Regions from separate parts of the Homo sapiens genome. Here all the other regions are linked to region 3. Evidence: chromatin loops called from intact Hi-C (ENCODE). Cell type or tissue: heart right ventricle. All regions are shown on one strand.

The links. Peaks named below come from ENCODE experiments on the same cell type or tissue, not always from the same donor. Only the 100,000 strongest peaks of a DNase experiment are listed, where the experiment ranks them.
Region 1: it touches region 3 in a loop (4-fold over the local background); 18 of 110 quality-filtered maps call a loop at or near these places.
Region 2: a loop joins it to region 3, with 5 times the contacts of the local background. A loop is called at or near these places in 104 of 110 quality-filtered maps.

The regions. Positions count from the first base shown.
Region 1 is chr11:73,235,637-73,238,136 of GRCh38, reverse strand. P2RY2 (purinergic receptor P2Y2) reads right to left here. Exons shown (of 3, transcript NM_002564.4): 3 at 1-2,500. Among named protein-coding and RNA genes, the nearest start is that of P2RY2, 19 kb to the right of the region's middle. RefSeq lists enhancers at 1-293, 879-928. In heart right ventricle, CTCF peaks have their summits at 821 and 1,020 (motif pointing right); a DNase peak (open chromatin) is centred at 1,056; H3K27ac peaks cover 2,500 bases.
Region 2 is chr11:72,788,356-72,790,855 of GRCh38, reverse strand. All of the region lies in intron 1 of STARD10 (StAR related lipid transfer domain containing 10), which reads left to right. Among named protein-coding and RNA genes, the nearest start is that of STARD10, 4.4 kb to the left of the region's middle. In heart right ventricle, no CTCF peak of the experiment used is centred here; a DNase peak (open chromatin) is centred at 995; H3K27ac peaks cover 1,340 bases.
Region 3 is chr11:72,724,047-72,726,546 of GRCh38, reverse strand. All of the region lies in intron 3 of ARAP1 (ArfGAP with RhoGAP domain, ankyrin repeat and PH domain 1), which reads left to right. Among named protein-coding and RNA genes, the nearest start is that of ARAP1-AS2, 25 kb to the right of the region's middle. In heart right ventricle, CTCF peaks have their summits at 945 and 1,148 (motif pointing left); a DNase peak (open chromatin) is centred at 1,135; H3K27ac peaks cover 74 bases.

The sequences.
Region 1 (2,500 bases), 510 kb before region 3:
ACATCCAGGCGCCACGCTGACCTGCTGAATGACCTTGGGCTCAGCCCTGCCCATCTCTGGCCTTGAGTCTGCAGCTGGGCTGGATAATCCCTGGGGTCTGCTCAGTGGATGGGCAACTCACGTGCCCTTTCACAGTGGCCTTCATGAGTCAACAGCCCAGGAAGTGATGTCAGGTTAGGGAGGTGTGAAGGGGGCAGGGAATATTGGAGGGTAATAGGAGATATTTTGAGGGCAGGCAGATCCCCTCACGTCACTGCTGGACAATGGTCTGGGGCCAGGAGTGGAAAATTATGGTCTTACTTGGGCTGAAAATAGCATGAGGCATCAGGGCAGGAACTTCACCCACAAGGCAAGTGGCCTGGGCACTGAGCAGCAAGGTGGGACGTGCATACCAAGGGGCCAGGCAGTCCAACTGGGTTCCAGAGGTGCCCCTGGTTCACCCAGGGTCTCCAGTATCCACCCCCACCTGTGCCTGCCACAGGATTAGATGGTGAACGAGCCCCTCCTGTGTCCTTGTGGAGTGGCTCGGGCCTGTGGGAAAGGCTCAAGGGTGGTTTGTAACAGGCAATCATTAAGAAAGCTCAAGAGGGGCCGGGTGCGGTGGCTCATACCTGTAATCCCAGCACTTTGGGAGGCTGAGGCAGGTGGATCACTTGAGGTCAGGAGTTTGAGACCAGCCTGGCCAACATGGCGAAACCCTGTCTCTATTAAAAATACAAAAATTAGCCAGGTGTGGTGGCGCATACCTGTAATCCCAGCTACTTGGGAAACTGAGGCAGGAGAATTGCTTGAACCCGGGAGGCAGAGAGTTGCAGTGAGCCAAGACCGCAGCACTGCACTTCCAGCCTGGGTGACAGAACAAGACTTCGTCTCAAAAAGAAAAAAAAAACTCAGAAGGACATCGGCTACATTAACAGAAGTATAGAACCTAGAAGGTGAGAGGTGAATAGCTCACACTATTCTGGGCAGGTCACCCACCTGGCACAGTACAGAGTAATCATTTGGGTCATGGTCTGTGATGGGTCTCTGTCACATGAGGGCGCTGTGGAGTCAGGCTCCAAATACAGCAAGCTTTGGGGATGTCCTGCCTTTCACAAGGCAGAGTGGGAAGGGTGGAGAGGTCAGAGGGGGCAGGCAGAGTGGGCCACAGGGCGAGGGCTCTCCCAGAGGGAGAGGAGGGAGTCCCTGTCCTTGAGATCAAGAGTGAGGCCTGTCAGCTTTGCCCTGTCCCTTTCCAAAGGCTAGGGCGGGGCCCTGTCCAGCTGAGCGCCACACGTCAGCCCAGAGTGGTCCTGGCTAGACTCAGAACCTATCATAGGTGAGACCCATCTCCCCCATACTAAGTCCTGACCCAGCCTGAGCACCACCCTGCCATTCTGGGATTTTCCCAGAAGGCAGACGATGGACAGGAGGAGGAGTGAATCTCTTTCATATTTACCCCCAGTGCAAAGGAAGCCTCAGGGTCAGGGCAAGGAGGGAGCCCTAACTTGGCCTCCTTGTGACCCAGCCCCAACCCTGCCTTGAGCCTGGAGTCAGCTGTCCAGCCTGCTTATGGCTCATGCACACCCTGCCCTCTTGCCCCATGTCTTTGCCTGGGATGCATCCTGTGTGTGGATGTTCTTCCGGTGAGCTGCTTTTCTCAGAAGCTACAGCTCAGGAGTCTCCCACTCCAGGAACCCTTCCCTGACCCCCTGGCTCACAGCCCCAGCCACTCGGCATTATCCAGTGGTGTGCTAGAGTGACTTGTACCTGCTTGCAAGAACCAATTGTTAAATTTTCAGGAATTTTACAAGGAAGTTGACATCATGTTTATAGTTTGAATTTGGCCATAAGAGTTTTTGCACCATGGAAATGGGCAGTTCTACAAAGAAGGGGTTCCCAGTTAAATCGGAGCTCCAGTTAAATGGCTTAACATTTACCAGCACATGACTGGCCATCACCTAAACTGGGAAATCTCAAGGACTGGGACTGCACCTGACTTTTCTCTGTGCTCAGCACAGAGTCAGGCACAGAAGCCAACTGGCTTTACAGTGGGGGATGACCTGGGGCCTGGAGAGAGGATCCCTGATATGAGACTACTCCTGAGACAGCTAGTGAGAAGGCAGGTGGCAGAAGGGAACGGATTGGAGAAAGGACCCTTGTGTGGCTGGTGAAAGCTTCCCTGCCATATCCTCATCCCCCGACCACACAATAGGGCACAGCTCAGCAGGCAACACAACCTTTAGTATAAGTTACAGCCTCACACTGGCTCCTAGCCCATGGGAGCCTCCAGATGGGTCTATGATATTAGTCCCCAGATGTTCATCTCTTGGGCTGGGGGTACTCCTCAGAGCTAAGTCCACCGTGGCACCCAGTCCATTCCAGACCACTGTGCAAACTCAGCCCTCATTACTTACCAGGGTTTTCTGGCCAACCTGTGACTTGGCCCCCACCCCAGGTAGCTCAGCTCCAGACTCTGGTATGTGATCTTGGTAAGCCACCTTCCTCTCTGGGCCTGTTT
Region 2 (2,500 bases), 64 kb before region 3:
AGTCAAGGGAGGACCCATGTCCCCATCTCCTCCTCCAGTTCTGGGAAGCTGGCAGGGGAGAAATGTCTCGAGTGTTTACACCTGCACATGCACATGATTCTCTTCCCCACAACCTGAGGCCAAGAGTGAAGATGGTTTTTACTCAAAGCTACACATTACAGCCCTGGACAGTCAGACCAGAACAAGATCCTGGGCTCTTTCTGGCCCTTTCAGGGTGTGGGGTTGTGCATGAGCTTCCTCCCTGCATGGCAGAAGTCCATGAATGCTAACAGCAGGTTCTTGGTCCTCGTTTCCCCTCATGGAGCAGGGGCTGGGGGAAGAGGGGCGCCTGGGTGGGAGACAGGGCCTGACATCAGATACCCCCCCGGCCCACCTTGTTAGTAGTTGGAGGCCTGGCCCTGTGCTCACTTTAGCTCTGTTTCAAGCTTCCCTAATGGAAGTCTGGTTCAAACTCCTTATTTATAGAGGAGGAAAGAGAATCCCAGAGAGGCCAGAACTCACTGAGAGCCCCACGGCGAGGTAAGCGTGAGTCTGGTCCAGAACTCAAGCCTCCTGACTTCAGGTGAGGGCTCTGCCCACAGCCACATGGGAGGGGGCAGGGCTTGATTCCACCTCTCCTCCCCCCACTACCCTCATAGTCATGCTTGGAGCCAGCTCCCAATGTAGCCACCTGGGTGGGCTGTGGTTTGCAGGGAGGGTTGGGAAGATGGAGAGGTAAGGGAAGGAGAGTACAGGGCCCAGTCGGGAGAAACCCAGGGCCGGTCTGGGGCGAGTGGGGCCGAGAGCTCTCCTTGGTGTGCGTGTGGCTGCTGCAGGATTGTGGGGCCTTCATCAGTCTGAGGCAGCAGAGGATGCAGATCCTGTGGGAGCACATTCCTGGAGGAGGGGAGCAAAGCAGGCTCAGAGGAGTGAGTCACGGAGCCCAAGCCCTAAATTTAGAAGGTGCTGAAAGAGGCAGTCTTCCCCCGGGAAGCCTGTGGAGATACCTGCTGACCCAGAACACCAGGGACTCACGGCAGGGAGCAGTGGTTGGCAGGAGTCCCCAGATAGCAGTGCCCATGGAAGCTGAGCCTGCTGCAGGCCTGTTCCAGGTGTGGGTTTGGAACCTAGGGTGAACCTTGACCCAGGGCAGAGCCTTCAGCCCCATTCTCAGACAGAGCCCCTAGAGAATTCCACCCACACCAGTCCTCACGCGGTCCTGGGAGCCAGCCCCTGGAATGTGGACCTCTCAGTGCCATGCTGCCCTCTGGCTAGACATGGCCAGACCCCCTGTGCCTCACTGCTGTCCCAGCATGCAGCTGTCAGACATTGAGGAGGGGCTGTGTGGGTGCAAGGAGCAAATGCCATTGACACCAGGCCTTTCGCAGCTCTGCTTGGATTGGGGGTGAGGGAGGGGGACAAGATGTCATTTCAGCTACCTCTCTTCCCTCTCAACCCTCCAGGCTCTAGGTTAACCCCACTCAGGAGAAAGAAATCATTGCCTCCAGACTGAGGAACAAAGATGTAGGACAGAGGCCAGGCCTCGGAGACAGATGCCAGACCTGGCGGAAGGAAGCTCAGGAACTGAGAACTGATAGTAGCTGTGGCAGTTATTGAGCACTCACTGTGTGCCAGGCACTGTGCTAAGCACTCCACGGGATTAACTCACTTCATCCTCATTGTCATGACAGAAATTCTATTAGTCCACCCAACTTAGATGGAACAACTGAGGCCAGACACAATGGCTCACACCTATAATCCCAGCACTTTGGGAGGCCAAGGCAGGAGGATTGCTTGAGGCCAGAAGTTCGAGACCAGCCTGGGGAGACCCCATCTCTACAAAAAATTACAAAGTTAGCTGGGCGTGGCAGTGCACACCTGTGGTCCCAGCTACTCAGGAGGCTGACGAGAGAGGACCACTTGAGTCCCAGATTTCAAGGCTGTAGTGTGCTATGATTGCACCACTGTACTCCAGTCTGGGCAACAGAGCAAGATCCTATCTTTTAAAAAAAAATGGGCTGGGAGCAGGGGCTCACGCCTGTAATCCCAGCACTTTAGGAGGCTGAGGCAGGCAGATCACGAGGTCAGGAGTTTGAGACCAGCCTGGCCAACATAGTGAAACCTCATCTCTACTAAAAATACAAAAATTAGCCGGGCGTGGTGGCGCATGCCTGTAGTCCCAGCTACTTGGGAGGCTGAGGCAGGAGAATCACTTGAATCTGGGAGGTGGTGGTGAGCTGAGATCGTGCTACTGCACTCCAGCCTGGGCAACAGAGTGAGACGCCATCTAAAAAAAAAAAAAGGCTGAATTTCAGATAAGCAACAAATACATTTTTACTATAAGTACATCCCAAATATTTGCTAAATCTGGTAATCTTACACCCAAGGCACTGCCTCACCCACATTGAGAAACCTTGCAGTGCGACACAGCCACACCCCAGCTCCCACATAGGCCTCAGTCACTCGTGCTCCTGGAGAATGTGCACACCAGCACCGAGGTGACAGAGGTCTGTAGGTTGTC
Region 3 (2,500 bases):
TTTGGTGCTGGGGTAAGAAAGGCACTTCGGAAGTGCAGGGGGAACAGCGTGTGCAAAGCTCGGAGGACAGGATTGCTGTCTGGTGACTCAGGAGGAGGGGAGAGCTGTGCAGGTACTCAGCGCAGTGCCTGGGCTGCTGGGCGTGTGCCAGTGAGGCCTCCAGGTTTCTGTCTTGGGTGGCTGGGTGGACAGTCGTGCCATCACTGATCCAGAGACCCAAGGACAGAAGTGACTTTGGGAGGAAGTCGAGTTCAGCTTGGGACCTGGCAACTGTGAGATACTGCAGGGTATCGGGGTCCATGCCGGCATCAAGAGGCAACATGTGTAGGAAACGGAAAGCTGCGGGGTAGGGTTGGGGGTGAGGGGACTGCCCAGGTCCTGGTGGTGTGCTCTTTCACACCCTGTCCCCTTCTCCCACTGCCAAATGTCAGCAAATCCTGGGACACTTCTCAGGCCTCATCTGGCATGCCCTCCCTCCTCAGAACTGTTTCCCCTCTGGGGCTTCTGGTACCCTGTGTTTTCTTGAGTTTCCTCTGGCTCCTGTGGATATTCCATGTTAATCTCCTTCACAGACGCCCTCCCTTCCTGCCATCTGCTGGGATGCCCGGCTGTCAGGGAGCATCCCCAGACAGGGTAGATATGTGTTTGGGGTGAGGGAGATTTGGTGGAGCACTTGGGCGAAGTGAGGCTAATCTTGGAAGGCTTCTTGGAGGAGGAAGGGGTGTGCGGAGAGAGGTCTCCTGGTCCCTGTTTGTTTATTGCTGGGCACTCTGCTGGGCTCTGTGTTTCTATGGTCTCCATGATCCCTGCAGCAGACCTTCTGGGAGATTTGTGTACTGGCTTTACGAGCAGGACATGAACAAATCAGAGGGAGAGCAGGGAGGGGGCCCTGGCTGGATCCATGCCAAGGACATACTCAGGGGGCCTTGTGGGGAGGGTCTGGGAGATTCTTTCCACCCAGGGAGGAGCATTAAGTCAGGGGGCCTTGAAGACCAAGCTAGTGCTGTGGTGTTTTGAGGGTTGATTGGTAGAAGCACAAAAAGGGTACATGCTCTTCCTGGGTTCACACAACTCGTAACAGGTATAGGGTCTCTCCAGGAACCTGGAGGGAAGCTCAGATTGAAGGTTCCTGGTGCCCTTGCGCCCTCTAGTGACCATTCTTCTGCATGCAGGAGCGTTTTCTATTTCAACCCCATCAGCTTGTGGGGGGGAGAGAGAGAGAGAAAAAGAGAGAGAGAGAGAGAGAGAGAGGTTAGAAGAGAGAAGAGGATAGAGAAGAGAAAGTCTGTCTGTCTGTCTCTGGGGTTGGAAGTGGGTGAACAAAGGGAAGAAGCAGGGCCCTGGCCAGGTCCCCTCTCAGGCCCTTCCTGTGACTCCCGGACGGGCAGTGGAGGCCTGGGTTCCTGCTTGGGAGGCAGGATGCCTGGGTCGGGCCCAGCTAGCTTTGTGACTCTGATGAGGACCTGCTTCTCTGGGCCTGTTTCCCCATCAGGTGCCCTCTGTGGTCCTCCATAGACTTCTGGGCCCTCCTGGCACTGACATCTGAGTTCAGGAGGCTTGCTGGGTAGGAGGAAGTCCTGTCCACACCCCAGGGCTCCAGGGTACCAATGCCTACTCTCAGAGCCTGTCTGAACATAGCCATTTAGGCAACATGAGGAGGAGGCCAGGCGCCATGGTCGGGAAAAGGTCTAGCCCCTTGTAGTTTGAGTACCCAAAATCTGTTCTGTGCTAAGAGAATTGGAAGAAAAGTATTTCCTGCAATTTGGGACTATTCCTTACGGCAGAGTATGGTAGTGGGTAAGCTACCAAGCCTGGCTTCCTGTGTCCTGGGGTCTTTGGCAGTTGGAGTCATGGGCATATGCAGTCTTCAGCTTTGTACACACTCAACTCAGAGAGTGTATGGTCTTCAAAGCCCTGTGGTAGGAAAAACTCACAGCAGATGGAGCCTCATGTGTGTATACCAGGCCAAGACTGAGTGCTGTAGTGATCAGGGTGGGGGCCAACATGGACCCTGACTGGCCACCTTGTCCGCTCTCAGTCCCTTCCTGTGATCCCCAGGCTCCATGGCATGTAGAGAGGAACACTGCTCCTGCCCACCCCCGCCTTGTGGGAGTCCCATCACAGTGTCTCATGACATGGCCTTCCTACCCCTGCTTGCAACCCCTCATGATGGGGAACTCACTCTCTCAACCTTAGGGCCTTTCACACAAGGTCATGTGGTGGCTGAGGCCGGTCATCTCCAGGCTCCCCAGTGGAGCTTGGGGGTGGATGCGTGTGCATGTGTGTACTCTCAGTGTCTCGAGTCAGTGTGAGGCATGTCTGGGCCAGTCTGTGTGTGCACCCATACAGATGGGTGTGGGTGGTAGTACAAGCTGTCAGGGTAGTAGAATGTCTGTGCATTTACACATTCAGACAGGTTCTGAGAGTGTGTGCTACTAAGATGTAGAAGCATGTAGGGATTTGTGCAGTTTCAGTGGTGACATGGAGTGGTGTGTATGTG